2 separate regions of the Mus musculus genome follow, and region 2 is linked to region 1. A link is a loop called in an ENCODE intact Hi-C map of the cell type or tissue named here. Cell type or tissue: left cerebral cortex. All regions are shown on one strand.

Region 1 (8,000 bases):
AATAACACAAATATTGGGACTCCGCAGGAAGGAAGACATCACTATGGCTGCCTGGAGGAAGGAAGCTGGTAAGTCAGAGACACAATGTTACCAGAACAACCCAAGTACCTGGTAAAGCAGGCATGGGAAGAGGCTCCTAGGAAGGGTGTGGCTTCTCTTCTCTGCAGCCACACCCTGCCTCAGCATCCCAGAACAGGAGCCAATCTCCCAGGCAGCATCCAAGTGATGCATTTAGTGTAAACCGCAACCACCAAGACAAACCACCAAGACCACACAGTCTTCTCCACCTGGGTCCCCATTCTCTGCTGCCCCTAACTCTCCTTTCAAGGGAAGTTTGTTCCTGGTCCTCCTGCTCCATGGCTCCTGCACCAACCTAGCATGTGAGTCACTTTCTTCTAGACTGTCAGACAGGAATTTCCTTTGGACAGTCTCTCCTCCTTCCCCCAGCTTCATGCCCTTTCCTTCTCTCTTTCTTACTGCTTTTCTCTTCTCTCTTGACATGTTCACTTGCCCATCTCCTCCCCTCCCCTCCCCTCCCCCCCTTCCCTGTGCCTCTTTACCTTCTCATTGAGAAATATGCCCGCACTTCTTTGCATCTGGCCATTGAGAATATTGATGGAAACGAGAGGTTATGCTGTTGAAGACCCCAGGTCACATGGGAAACAGTTCTATCATGTGGAGATCAGAGGCTGATGGCTGTCTGTTCATAATATGGCTGACTTTTCTATCCAGCCAGTAGTGCTGTGGGAACTATGAGTGTAAGTAGTTGGGGAGCTAATTTAAACGGAGCTCACTTTGCAGGGAGATGAGGGGTTGCAGAGCTTATTCCCTGATTGTCAGAGGTGTCCTACAGCTAACAACAGGTTTTGGGGCACACAGCTTCCTCAAGTTTTAGCCTGGCTTCCTCCTGTGGCTTAAAAACCACATCAGGCTAAACATAGACCCTTGGTTCTGGAACCATAGATCTGGACCTGTTCTTTAGACCTTGGAAAAGAAGCAAGCAGACTGTTAGTGGTGTGACGTGGAAGGTCTTAGCACAGAGCCGCCTGCCCTGTGGTTCCATAGTTCTCTGCACGATCCTTCCAATCTGAACCTCTCACTGAGCTTTCCTGACTTCCTCCCCAGACTCTGACAACATCCTCTACTGTCTGCTTCTAGCCCACCCTTCTCAGAATCCACATAATGGGGCATGCTCGAGACCACTCCTTCTAGGGTCACAGACATCTTCAGGGTCATGTCCTCTACACGGGTGCAGCGTGTCATCGGCAAACTGCCTTCCCTACTGCGTTTCCCTGAAGACTCCATTTTCCATGCCTTGTCATCTCTGACCCAGAGGTTGTGTTGTCTTTATTTGGAGGTAAGGTAGCAACTGCTAAATAATGACTAATCTGCCTCCTTACCCCTTCTAGCCCCTTCTGTTGTTGTTAGAGGCTCATGGCCACCCCCCCACCCTCACCACACCCTGGGCTGGTCCTTGTTGGATGTAAGACCAGTTGATTTTTCTTCAAAGTACATATCCCTGCCATTTTCACTTTTGGTGTTTTTGTACTGAGGAGGGTGAATAGAGTCCATAGCATCCTGTGTTCTTTCACTGGGCTGCAGGTCAATCTCATTCATACCTCTAGTCCTGTTGATGCTCTCAGTAGCCTTGGCATCACGCTGTGGCCCCAGGATCATTCACAATTGGTGTCCTCCAATAACCACAATGCACTGAGGTCTGTGTGACTGAAGGTGATGGAGATACCAGTCTTCCTATCTTAGACTCTACACCATCATCCTGTGGGGCAGAGTTCCCAGACCAGCTGACATCCGGCAGCTTTATGAACCAGGTGAGCTGGACCAAGAGGAACCCTTGCTGCTTCCTTCTTCATTTACCAGGAACATGGGCAGGGCAAGTTTGCTTCCTGACCTCCTAAGTGGGAAAGGGAGGATGGGGAGACATGCAGGGCCTTCGAGTGACAGAACCTTTAAAAACACACTGTCTTTCTGTAGGTATGTGACCGCACCCTTTTTCCTGTTGGCCTCAGCAACAGGAGAAATGGGCCCATTAGTCCCTCAAGTTTGCAAGTTTTCTTCTGCCATGTGGCCCAAGTCATATACAGGGTGCTCAATGATGGAGGTGGACAGGATGGAGCCTGTTTCCATGGATACTGGTAGCAAACCTGCATTCCAGATATCCACGAATAGACATTCCTCCTCTATGTGCCCCACCTTCTCGGGTGGGGAACGACACCTCCATGTGATGCCAGAAATAAAAAATAAAAAGGCAGGTTTAGGAGGTAAGTTTAAAGCAATCAGGTCCTGCACCATGAGAACCATAGCTCTCTCAAACACCCTAATAATGAATCTTGGGGTCAGAGATAAGAAGACCAACCCAAACCCCAAAGCAGTTATGTTATGACAAAGCATGAGAGAAACTGGAATTGGAAATAAGTGCACTCTAAGAGGACGAAACAAAGCCCAAAGAAACAAAGAGCTGGAGGTTTGAAAGGATGAAATAAGTCCAAGAAACCCATGACCAATTACCATCGAGAAGACACAGATCAATAAATGAGTAGGATGCACGGAAACCCTAGGGCAAACTTGAAATCCAGAGGACTGACAGTCTTGAGAGAAGGTGATGACTAGATTCACAAAACAGATTGATCTAGGGGCTATTACACACACACCACCTGCTGCCTTCCTGCCGCTACATCTGGGGGTGACATGCAGTCAGTATGATACAAAACATCTAAAGAGATCAGTATAAGGACCAGATGGAAAGAGTGATACCATCTTCCTGACAAGGACATCCCAAGACCAACTGATTGAATAATAGATCTTACTCCTAGGCCAAATAGAACACTGACAGCCGATGCTCCTCAAGCTGTTCTGCTGAAGAGACATGCTGAGATCACTCCTAACTTAGCCTACAAAGCACCAGGGACGGCATTGCCTTTGTCACTGCCTTGAGCACATCTTCAAAAGATAAGGCTTAAGGGAGAAAGGCTTGCTCTTCTCTCCAGCTCTCAGAAAACAGGGAAGGCTTGGCAATGGGAGGAGCTGTGACTTGGGAAGATGGATCTGAAAAAAGATAGTCACATGACTTTGGCAGGCTCCTACTGCATCTACTTACCCAGTTATCCTCCTGCAGTGTTCCACAGCCCTAGGGTTTTGTGACCTCCCCAGACAGGATTCCCTGCTGGAGAATACACATTCAGACTCATGGGATGCTGTAAAACCCTTCACCTCAAACTTTCAGGATGACGTTTTAACTTTTATAAACTCAAACTGCCTAACAACAGGAACAACAGACTCAAGAAGTCTGTGCTCACCTGGGTCAGGACATGGTAGAGAGAGAACCTCCAGACTGCTTCAGTGGCCTCTCACTAGGACTCTACCGCTCTCTCATAACTCACTACTACTACAGACCCCATCGTCTCTATATTCACAGTACACGCTTACGCAATGAGGGGTTCAATCACCTTTGCTTTAAACTTATTCCGAGGGCTTGAAGGTTGGTGGCCCCTCACTGACCCTGAGATACTGTGACTAGACACTCCATTTCCAAGACACCCCATGGCACGTGAGGGACATCTATAGTCCTACAGTTCACTAGCTCAGCTGACTTCCAATTCTAGCAAGTCCTATTTTGGGGTGAGGTTGTCAATGGTAGCACAAAGCAACTTTTTCTGTGGACACACCAGGCAGTGTGTCCATCTTCTTCCCCACGTTTCTGACTGGCTCTGGGTAATCGTTTAGTCATGCCATTTCCCAGGGACTCGATAGGAGGTGACAGACAAAAGGGTCTTTTAAGTACTAGACTGGGATTCAGGAAAGTTATGTGTCTATCTCAGTCTGGCCTCTTCTTACTCAGTAAATCAGCCTTCCGGAGTGTTCTTGTCAGTGTGAGGCAGCATCATGCACAGGGAGAAGAGACAGAGGACAGCTTTCCCCACCATTCCTGGTCCACTCTCAGCTCTCCTCTAAAGGGTTTGATTTGCTCCCACCACCACTCCACCCCCCAAAGCACTCATCTGGGAACTTAACGTTTGTATGAGGCAACCATACTGAGACTCTCTCTTCTCTCATTTTGATGATGATCTCTATCCTTTTTCTCCCCCTGGAAGACACGGTTTTGTGGCTATACAATTGTAGGACTCCACAGAGAAATAGCAAAATTACCCCATCTACCCACTCCTGGCTGCAGTGATTTTTATTGCGAACTCTGTTTTAATCCTTATCTTTATTTCTCTAGATAGGAGTTGCTTTCTTCCTCACCAGGTTTCACTTGGCTTAGGCTTTCTGAACTTACTGAGACAGGCCTAGGCGTGTTCTTTTTACTCATTACCATCTTGCATGCACATTTGAGGAGTGCATCTCTTCATGTGTGACATGTGGTGACAGAGAATTCAGGCAGAGACTGTAGGGCAAGGCTAGGGTGGTCAGCTGAGGAAGGACTGCTGGACAGAGGCAGCCTCTCATCTGATCCAGCAAGCGACAGTGACAACACACATCAGCAGCATTGCCACACAGAGGGTTTTAGCGCCGAGACCCAAAGGATGGGAGATGCCTTCGAAGCAGCTCACTGCTGACGTCTGTCCGCGAGATCCTGCATTCTATGTATTTCTAGTAACTTGGTATTTTGTTCCCATCTGGTAAATGGAATCTCAGATTCCCTTCTTTTACTGCACTTGCTTCTCTTTCTTGCTGATTTTAGCAACCACCTCCTACACTTCAGCCATCTTTAGCTCAATGCAGAGTTAGAAACCTTCTAAATAAGCAACTGCTTCCTTCCAAGTGAGTGGGTGTGGAAACCCTAAATACAAAAACCTTCTGCTACTATAGTGATCGCAAGGTGGCTTAACCTGATATCATCGCTTGTACTTAAAATTGTTTGAAGGCCTACAAACGGTTAACAAGTTCTTTGGCACTTACTGATGCATTAATAATCTCTGAAGTCTTGTTAAATTGATAAAGATCTTTAAATTCTTTTAAAAATTTTTATTTGCATGTTTGAGTGTGTGTATGCGTGTATGTGTCTGTGTGAATCTGTGTGTCTGTGTGCCTTTGTCATACATACACAGACACACACACACACACAGACACACACACACACACACACAGACACACACACACACACAGACACACACACACACACACACACACACACACACACACACATCACATGTATAATGATGTCTGAGGAGGCAGCAGAGCTGTGAGATTCTTGAACCTGGAGCTTCCTGACTTGGGTGCTGAGAACTAAGCTCCAGTCCTTGCCTGGACTGGACTCAGCACTAACTGCTGAGCTCCTTAAATTCACTCTTTGTGGATTTCAAATCACATCTGATAGTATGCAATGTGTTTCCACATTAGGGTGCCTTTTGTATCTCTGTGAAATTGTCTGTAGCATCCTGCATAAAGTACTTGTTGACTATCCCCTTTGGAAAGGTTCATGTTCTTACAACTTGTGAGTGATATTTAATATTGTAACATTCTGGAAAAAAAACCACTATGCACATGTATTCTAATTTTTTTGTTTCGATATACAAATTTCCAATAAATAAATCAGAAATTATTGAATACTATCATGCGATGGTACTTTTAATTGTCTATCTAGAATTTTCTGGAAGTAGGGCCTCTGAAAATGTCTGTGAGGGACTGTCTTAATTATATTAAATGTAGGAAGTTTTGCCCATTGTGAGTGGCACCATTCCCTGGGCCTGGGGTCCTGAACTGAGTGAGTATATAGAGGGAGTTATGTACTAGTGGGCATGCAGTAGTTCATTGGTCTCTGAATGGTTAGTGGATGTAAAGTGACCAGTTCTCTCAAGTCTTTGCGGCTCATTCTGTGATTTACCTGTAATAATGGGCTCTCACCTATGACTCTGAGCTAACTCTCTTAAGTTGCCTTTTCTGAATATATTATTACACCAACAGAAACTATGACACATCAAAAACAACAAGACTTTTCTAAAAACACCTATTTCCTCATCTTTTCTGGGTCATGCACTCCCTTGGGGTCACCCAGAAGAGTATATATAGCTGTAGTGGCTATTCCTGGTTGTCAACTTGACTGTATCTGGAATGAGCTACAATCCAGAATTGGAAGGCTCACCAGTGATCCTAATCTGGAGGCTGGGACATACAAGTTTCTGACCTGGATCTTGGCATAGAGATCTTGAGGCATAGTGGCTATGAATTCCACAAGATTAAGACAGGAAGATCTCTAAGTTCAAGGTCATTGGGGATTAAAGACGTAGTGGCACACATCTTTAATATGGGCCACACCTTCTGCTGGAGACCTACATAAGGACACTGGAATAAAGAAGATGGACTCTCTTTCTCTCCTTTGCCTGCTTACCTTGTGGGACTGAGCAACTGCTAGATCCTTGAACTTCCATTCACAGCTGCTGCTGACCATTGTAGGGAGTTGGATTACAGACTGTAAGTCATCAACAAATTTCCTTACTGTATAGAGACTACCCATAAGTTCTGTGACTCTAGAGAACCCTGACTCACACAATAACCCACGCCATCCTTCATCACTGAGTTTGCCAACAATGTCACAGTAGCTTCACTGCTCCTAGACACTGCTGAGCACAAAGTGGCAGCTGCTTTAATACCTTTTGGGGTGCCCCTCCCCCAGGACTGACGCTCAGTGATACAGAGTTTGGATTTCAGGAACGGGGGACCTCCGTGTGCACATTGTTCATGATTCTCAAAATGGCATTCATTACTCTGTGGCTTTTTATACCATGCCAGCTTATCAGCTGCCCGTGAGACACATTATTTAAACCCATGGTTTATTTATAATCTTTTCTGCTCTAGGAATTCTGCTCAAACATGGGTATTGATGAAATATCCTTGATGAAAAATCCTTGATGAAAAAAAAATCGTTTTTTTTTTCATTTCTTCCTGCCTCTATGCTAACAATCGTTTACACAGCTGGTGAGAAAATGTGCTCTGTGGTTCTGCTTAGCTTGCTGTGTTTTGTTACTCCCCTATTGATTTTGCCTAGGAGTGGCAAAATCATCTTCAGACCCAAAAATTGTCTCTAATGCGACAGTCACGTGTCCCTATTTCTCAGATCATTTTTTTACATTTTAGAAGGGAAATGGATAGTCGGCATGCCTATTCATCATTTTTACTAAAAATGTTCTTCTTCTTTATGGTTGTAAATATGGGGCTAAAAATCAATGCTAAAGATTTGTCAGTGTTATTTGGCACTTTTCCCTTCGTTTGCAGCTTTAAAAATATTTACTATTTTAAAAATTGTGAGGTGTGTGTGTGTGTGTGTGTGTGTGTGTGTGTGTGTGTGTGCAGATGCACATGTTATACTTCAAGACCAGAAGAGGGAGTCAGGTCCTCCAGAGCTATAGACACAGAAGTGTGTCAGCCATCTGATGTAGGCACTAGGAAGCAAACTGGGGTCCTGTGCAAGGGCAGCAGTGTTCAGATCTTATAACTGCTGAGCCATCTCTCCAGTCTCATATGTTACATTTTAAAATATGGGTCAGATTACGTACATATCTATGTACATAGGATAATATGAGCAAGCCCCACAGCAATCTTACACACATTGTTCTCCCAGGGAGATGGAAATGCTTTCTACATTCCAAAGGGTCTTTGGTGTTGAGGGGCATCTACACATCATCATCTAGGTACTCATTAAATCTCTAAATTTCTGTAAGAGTCCGCCTAACCCATGGTAAGAGCTGGTGATACACTCGGTCCTCTGGCCAGTGTCGTTTTGCAGAAAAGAAGACAGAAGCACAGGATGAAAAGCAATGCCTGCTGTGAGGACACACCGAGGACATGGCAAAGCTGAGATCAACATACATGTCTGCCTCCTTCCAATTGAAACCCATTCCACCGGGGCTTGCTGCAGCCCTGTCCCTGACTGGATGCTTGGGCAGATTGGTTTGAAAGAATAAATGGAGACTGGGCTCAGTGGGTTAAAGGCTAACAATGCAAACACAAGAACCCAAGCTTGGCTCTCTGGTAAAAGCCAGTCC
Region 2 (8,000 bases), 75 kb before region 1:
AAGGAGGAAGTGACTGGTTTTAGCCTGCTGCGGAAACATGCCTTCACTGTTATTAGAATCTACTTCTTTCAACTTCCAATGTAGACTAGAGACCATCTGGGATATCCAGCCTCATGGACCAAACAACCTTTTGACCTTTTGGTTGCAAGTCAACTATTGTTAGACCAACTCAACCACAAACTGTAGGCTGTTGCAGGATATTAGACTACATACACCATGAATCCCATGTTGCTTACTGGAAAACATTTGTTTCTAGCGTGGTATGCCTTAGCCTTAGCACACACCTTTTAATTCTTCTGGCTAGAATACAGACATACACCTTTAATCCCAAACGATGAAGGTAAATTTAGTTTGTATAAGGAAACACCCATGTTTGAAAGTCTAATTGAGTGGCAGACAAAGTGATGAACCAGAGAAAGATTTGACAGAATAGCATATGTTTAACTCTCATGAGAAGAGAGAGAGAGAGAGAGAGAGAGAGAGAGAGAGAAGAGAGAGAGAGAGAGAGAGAGAGAGAGAAGAGAGAGAGAGAGAGAGAGAGAGAGAGAGAGAGAGAAGAGGAGAGGTGACTTGAGAGAGAACAGTACAGAGGAGAGAGAGGGCACTTTTACTGGGACACTTGTACAGAGACAGGTTGTAGAGAGAGAAGAAGCTAGGCACAGATGAAGACAGAATGAGCCAGATAATAAAGGTCCAGAAGATTAGAACAGATTGTGAAAGTTATTATGAGGTCAAGCAGAACAATTCAGTCAGAAGCTGAAAGAAGCCAGTTTGAATCAGTTAGTATGGAGAGGAGTTTTGAGCCAGAACAGCTGAGTTGACCCACCAGCCAGAGTTCAGAAAGAGCTAGAAAGGATGAGCTTATTTTAGCAATATTTAGCAATAAGTCTCAGAGGTTGAAAGCATTCTAGGCCCAGAAAAGATTGTACAGAGGCTAGAAGCTTCCAGCCTTAGGCCTAGTTTTGTACTAGGATAGCACATAGCATATATATATATAGTAACACAGGGCAATCTCACCAAAGTTCAAAGTTTTCATGGCTTTGCTATTTTACCCTTCACCCACACATACCCGGTCCAAAACATCTGCGCAGGGACAAGCACACAAGATGCCTCTGTAGCCTCTGATGCTGTGGCAGAAAACCCTGCCAGTTTGGGAGTAGGGTAAGTGGGGTGGAAGCTCAGACATCTGGTCTCAGAGTCAGGGCTTCTGAGCTTTACCTCTGCATGACACTATAGGAAAAGCAAGTCTTCAAAGGGCATCTGTAAGGCTCAAGGTGACTCAGTCTCCCCCCTTCCCTCCCCCAACCATTCTACCAGGCCTTTTGTTGCTTCCTCTACTGCACTGAGCTTTGGCTCTAACTGGATGTCTGTTGTTGCAAGACTCCTCATTGGCTGACCATTGGCCCTAACAGGAGGTCTGTTGTTTCAAGAGGCCTCATTGGATGTTTCTGCATTTCCTCCCTCTCCCTTGCCCGTTATGGGTCTGAGTAATTCAGATTCCTGCTTGAAAGCTCAGGTAAATGTACTTTCTTTGGGTCTCTCCGTGACCTCCTCACTGGGTGCTCTCCCAGAAACCCTCCCTTCTCGTCTCCTTTCATCTCCAATCCCAGTTGTTGCCTGTCTCTCATTTATAGTCTGCTTCATTCTTCAGAGCATAAACTCCACAACACAGACATTTTTATCCTCTCCTCTATTTTCTGCTTCATTTGCCTCCTGAATTAGCCATTGTCCTACAGCAGGGACCCAGAACATCATTTGCTTTAAAAACTGAATTCACAACTTCAAGTATATGCCATTTTTTCCTTCTCTGGTAGCTTGTACTTGTGTGTGTGTGTATAGGGGGATAGTTCACATGGGTGCATGTGCACATGTTTGCATATGTCTGTAGAGGTCAGAGGACAATCTTCACTGTTGGTCTAAGGGTGACAACCATTTCAATTTTGTTTTAGTATCTCTCATTAGTCTGGAGTTTCCTAAGTAGGTAGGCTGACTGACCAATGAGCTCCAGGGATCCTCCTGCCTCCACCTCCCCTACACTTGGATTAAACACACATACCTCCAAACCTTGCTTTGTATGTGTGTGCTGGGAATTGAGCTCAGGGCCTCATGCTTGCTGGAGAGGCAAGCACTTTATTGGCTGAGCGAACTTCTCAGGCCAATAAAGCTGTTTGAACGCTTTCTTAATATATTTGACTGTGTTGTATGCCGGCCTGTGGCCTACTTGAACCGGGTACACCTGGGAGGCAGGCTGGGGCTGAAAGAGACGTAGACAGCGAGAGATTAATGGAGACCAAGACATGATTCTGTTCAAGGCCCGCCAGTTTACTAAGAGAGTGTCCTTATAAAAGGGGAAGGCCCATCCCCTGCCATTCTTGGTGTTTGGAGCCAGCCTGTAGGCGATGTGCAGAATAGGATGTTCCTCCTGAATGTCTCAGGGGCTTCTCAGCAGGTAGCAGTGTCTTGGAGAGTGCAGTGGCAGTTGACAGAACAAAAGAGCCATCTAGGTCGGAAGGCTCCACCTTAGATAATCTCCTTCTCAGTGGCAGCAAGGTCAAAGTCTGGATCAGCCTGCTTCAGGGCTGAGGGAGGCTACATGACTGGAAGAAATGTGGTGAACAACAGTTTGGAGACACCATTGAAGATGGTGTGATAGAGAAAAGAAAAAAATGAATTTTACAAAATGAAATCTTGAGAGCAACTATAAGCAAGAAAAAAATATTAAAAGACAGAATTTCTATTTTCATACACGGTGTGGTTGTGCTCATTTTAATGATGAAGCAAAACCCACCTCCAAGGGAATTTGTTTTGGGAAGAACAATTTGTTTGCCCTCTTCATCTAGAGTTCCACCTTAGAGGTTCCATCTTTGATAGTCCATATAAATTCCATCCTGACACTTAGAGAACAATCTGGAGTTCCAGAAGGCCAGGTGCTGGACTCTAGCCTAGCTAGTCAGACTCAGTAGATGGCTCCAGGCTTGCTTTATTCACTTGCTGCTATCTGTTTTCCTCACCCCCCCCCAACTGACACACTCCCTCCTGGAGGGCACAGGGAGGGTGAGGGAGGCTCATGACACTCACTTGATACACTACTAGGGACATTCATTAAAATTATAAGGCACAGAACCCCCTTGCCCTGGCTTCACAGGTGCAGCTGACCAGCTGCTAGTTGCAAGGAACACCTTCAGTGGCACTGCCTGTCGTCTGCACTTTTTCCTCATGCAGGTGCCTAGGTCACTCAAGTTCCTGCAAGCATCTCTCCAAAACCATTGATTTACCAAGCTGGAATTGGATGGAATTGTTTCTGTGGTCTGTCTCTATCTGTGTTGAGAGGGAGAAGCCACAGATATCCCCTTTTCTGGGTCCACAGATATCCCCTTTTCTTGGTCCACAGATATCCCCCTTTCTGAGTCCACAATATCCAGAACCCTTTTCATGCATGCCTCAACTGGAGACGAGTCCTTCTTTCATCGGAAGGATTCATGTGCTAGAGAAGAAGTCTAGCAGTAAGGGAAAGCTCTTACAGGTCCTGCTGATTTTCTGGTAAGAGCCATTCGTCTTTAAAACCCTAAAAGGCACTGAAGCCATGTGACTTTTTCTTTCCCCTGTGAGATACTGAGCCCACCTCTGGCCTGCTGGGGTCTCTGCTTCCTCATGCACAAACATGATTGCGCACACCTCAGAGAAGAGGCCGGAAGACTAAAGGATTCACTGTGAGCAAGACTTCCTGGGAGAAGCTGAACAGGCTAAAGGACCGATTGAAATTTAAATGATTTTGAGAGGTTGGGATGTTGCAGGTCCAAACCCTAATTATAATTTATCTTGTACAGTCTTTGGCCCACTAAAAGGCCATTCTTACTCTTCCTCTGTGTCAGACCTACCATCCTGCTACTAGCCCAACTTAACGTTCTAGTTACTATCCTAGGGTGTAGTAACTTATCAAAATCCTAGTTTCCCACCAATCAAGGGGCTAACCATGCCATCAGACAACACTGAAGGCCCATAGCAAAGTTCCACCTTCTTGCTGTCACTCAGTGTTCCGCCAATGTATTTTTTAAACATTGATTTATAACTTTCTTTTTCTGTTACTGTAAAAAAAAAAAAATTCCATGAAACTGATTGTGTTTCACAACATTGTATTTGGGGTATCATGTTCCTGGGTCATGATTAATTATATTTTGCCCCAGTATAAGCCATGTCTTTTATTTCTTTGAGATGAAAGGTATGTTTTTGGATGGCATTACACAGGCTGAAAGATTCCTCATGGCAGAGAGGGAGAGAGAATATAGGCAGTCCTTCGGAATTCCCATGGTAACTAGCTCCACTCAAGCTGCACTGAGGCACGTGATTTCTGAAATCCAGAAGCCAGGAAATGATTTTAGTCACAACTGAACAAACAATAAGAACATGTAAAAAATATATGTAATCTACCGAGTCTTAGATTCAATGTAAATTCGAGTCTCCAAGCCTCTCCCTGTCTATGATTAAAGACCCAGATTGTGCTGTTTGTGGTCATGTGGCTAGGTAAACACTGTGTGTGCATTGCAGGAATGTGCTCATGTGTGTGTGTGTGTGTGACTATGTATATAACTGTGAGGGCATTTGCATAAGTGTATAGTGTGTGACTATGTGCTCATGAGTATATGTGTTGTTGGCTCTCTGCCTTTCTCCTTCTCCTTCTTAATTAAATATCACATAGAGAAACAGCAAAGCTGTCACACCCATCAGGAGAAGAGAAACTTTGTCACAGACAGAAATAGTAATTCTATGACAAACAGAATACTTTCTGTAAAATCAGAAAAAAAAAACCAATGTTAAACAAGAGTGTTTTTAAAAATTGTCAATTCTAGCTTCTTAGTGTAGAATCCATAGGGTGCTAAACAAAACAGGAAGCCAGGCCTGGTGGTATACAACTGTAATCCCAGCACTGAAGGTGTAGTGACAGAGGATCCCCTGACTCTGGCCAGCCTACCTAAACCAGCAAGCTGTAAAATGCAGTTATAAATGGCTTCAGTCTCTCTGATCCTCCTGTAGTGAGAATTAGTAACTCCATATACGTGTCCATATATGACAGGATTCTCCACAGGGCACAGCCCAGAGCCACTCAGGAGACATTGTGCGGCCACCATGATGTGCACATGCCCACATTCGAGTAGAGCTAAGCATGAGAGTCCTGGCCTTGGCACAAGACCCCAGGCACTGTTGAGAAGCAATGAGGATAACCCTGCTGTCCTCTGAGAGTGATGGCTGAGCTTGTTTCCATAGCTGGGGCCTCAGAGAGTTTGAGATCCTGGGAAGGGCTGGCCCCTGGCTGAGGGGATCAGCTAGACCCACACTCTTTACTTCACACCCCAAATTGGGTTTAGTGCTCCCCGTCAGCTGAGCTCTTAAGGTCTCTTCAGTAGACCTCTCGTGTGGCTGGCTGGGGATGTCAGGCTAGCTTTTCCTATAACATGGCTAATGGCTTTGGTTAAGGCCTACCGCAGTAGCTTAAGATTTATGCTTCGTTTTTATGCATCTGTTGTTTAAAGCAGGTCATGAGGTGAGAAGATGTGCCACTCAGAAACCTCCAGGTGACGATTGGTTCCATATCTGTGAAAGGACAAAGTCACTTTCTCCGTGTCTCAGGATCCTCCCTGGTCCTTGCCTAGAAATAGCCCTTGCCTCCTTCCAGATTGTTCTTTATTTCTCTGTTAGATGACAATTGTGTGCCAGGTAGGAACCCTACCATGCCCAGTGCCTTGGCAGGGCATAGGTAGACTCAGCAGCTTGAAGCAGCTTGCTCCCTGTCTAAACTGTTACTTCCACCCTTGCTTCTTCCTTCCAGTCTCTTCCTGTCTTTTATGCATGGGAGGGAGACAGGCATGTGAGCACCTTCTGTGTCACATGATCACATGATCGAAACACCAAATGATAAGTTACACTCATTCTTCTGATCACAAGTGCGCCACATCTAACAGTCTACCCTGCAATTGTTTTGTTAGCACGTTAGAAGGGCGGTCCTCCACTTAAGTAACACTGCCCATGTTGATCCATGGCATCTCATTGCAGTGAGAGAGATGGCTCAGCCGATCTCCAAAACCTCCCTGAACTGACATTCCATGATTCAGGTCAGCATTCTAACTTAGTGGTGGACAGGAAGGATCAGATGTCAATAGTCGATTCTATTTCTAAGCCAAATAAGGATGTGAAAGCAAACTGAATTTTATAAGCCAAGCAAGGGTACTCAATTGTCATCTTTAGGAAATGGGTATAGGTAAAAATTCAGGCTATGGTAGATGACAAGAAAAAGACCAAGACTTGTGTTAACTAATGGAAAAAGTTAAATGTTGTTCACCCATCAGGATGCAGGAATAGCAGGAAGAACAAGAGAAGAAACTGTTGTAACTGGGCAAGCAAGATGGCACAGTAGGTAAAGATACCACGCAAGCATAGCTGCTTGGGTTCCCTCCGTGAGTACAGTTGGAAGTCTAGAACAGACTGCACAAGGCAACTATATACACGCATCATGCACATAGACCCACAATAGTAGTGCATAAACATCTTAAGTTTAAAACCGATTATAATAAAGAAATAAGAAATAAATGTAAAATTATCTTCACAAAACTAGATTTACAGGATCATCAGCCCCCTCTCTGTAGCTGGTTTTAGAACATAGACCAAGGAAATTATATGTATGCATGGTTGCTATGGATATCATTTGTATCAGGTTTTTAGTAAGTCTGTGGCATTCACAAAGAAAGGTCTTGAAGACTGCCCTGCACCATGGAATGGAAGACTTTTAAGAAATGGGACCAAATCCCGTTTTTCACTGCGGGTCCTGAGCTCTCACAGAGGAGCCAGCTTTGATTGTCTTTCCCCAGGTATTGGCTCCCAACATCAAGCTGTTTCTCCCACTCACCGGAAAACTCAATGTTCCTATAAACACCCTTAGACTTCCTTGATTTCAGAAACACTGATGGCAGAATAAATGAAGAAGAGATCAAAGTTCCCGTTAAGGTACGAAAAGAAATTACACGTGGCCCACCATATCAGACTTTGCTAATGGGTAATAGGGTCATCTCTGCTGATCACCTGGACTGGATTTGGAATCACCTGGGAGACTGATGCACACCTCTGCTGTGCCATGCTTTGAGCCTATCAACTGATGGAGAAACCTACTCTAAATATAAGTGGTACCATTGTACAGGTTAGAAACCAGGAGTAAGGGAGCTGAACACAAGACAACTAGCCTCTGGCTAGAAGTCTGCTTCCTGGTTGGCCCAGATCTTGAACTGTTCTAATCCACCCACACCCTTCTACTGAAAGCCTGGGATCCAGTGACCATTGACTGAGCCCTCTAAAATGACCCAAAAGAAATCCTTCCTTTCCTAAGTTGTGTTTGCTGGGATTCACTTTTGTTATAGTAACCTTGGAAATAGAGGGACACTATGGTAGCATGGGGCTGCTTTGTCCCATGGTGGAAGAAGCAGCTGGGGGCAAGTGCAGATGTTTCCTTTCAGTCCCTGTGCTACAGGTACAGAGAGTTCTGAGCTCAGGTGGCAGCACTGGAACTCTCTGGGGTTCCCTGGGGGCTTGTGGCTCTTAACTCATGGGCAGTTACAGGAAATTCGATAGTTTACTAAGTTTAGGAAAAATACAGACACTTGGAACTGTGTCAGACCTGGACCTCAGTCTGCAGTCGGACTGCAGTCGGACACCCATGGGAAGACCTGTAGCCTTTTTACAAATCACTTATATGAAGCATGCTTTCCCATGCAGGCTCTGTCTCCTATGTGCAGCCAGCCAGGAAAGGGCTCCAGACTTCTGTTGCCATGGCTACTTTGTTACTATAGTCCCAAGAGCCTCCTTCTCCACTGACCTCCTAGCCCCCTGTCTCAGCTGTGGTGACCAAGGATCTCAAGTGTTCTCTGGGCAAGGCTTTGAAAGTAACCTTCCAGGGTCCTATGCCAGAAATGTGTGCTTAACTTTTTCTGTCAGTGGACTTTGGAGGAGGGATTGGG

What was found. A loop is a pair of places that touch in the nucleus more often than their neighbours do. Peaks named below come from ENCODE experiments on the same cell type or tissue, not always from the same donor. Only the 100,000 strongest peaks of a DNase experiment are listed, where the experiment ranks them.
Region 2: a loop joins it to region 1, with 2.3 times the contacts of the local background. A loop is called at or near these places in 2 of 42 quality-filtered maps.

What each region holds. Positions count from the first base shown.
Region 1 is chr13:52,432,315-52,440,314 of GRCm38, forward strand. No RefSeq gene overlaps it. Among named protein-coding and RNA genes, the nearest start is that of Diras2, 95 kb to the right of the region's middle. In left cerebral cortex, no CTCF peak of the experiment used is centred here; DNase peaks (open chromatin) are centred at 3,015, 3,996, 4,649 and 6,520; H3K27ac peaks cover 966 bases.
Region 2 is chr13:52,357,062-52,365,061 of GRCm38, forward strand. No RefSeq gene overlaps it. Among named protein-coding and RNA genes, the nearest start is that of Gm33116, 130 kb to the left of the region's middle. In left cerebral cortex, no CTCF peak of the experiment used is centred here; DNase peaks (open chromatin) are centred at 4,391 and 4,580.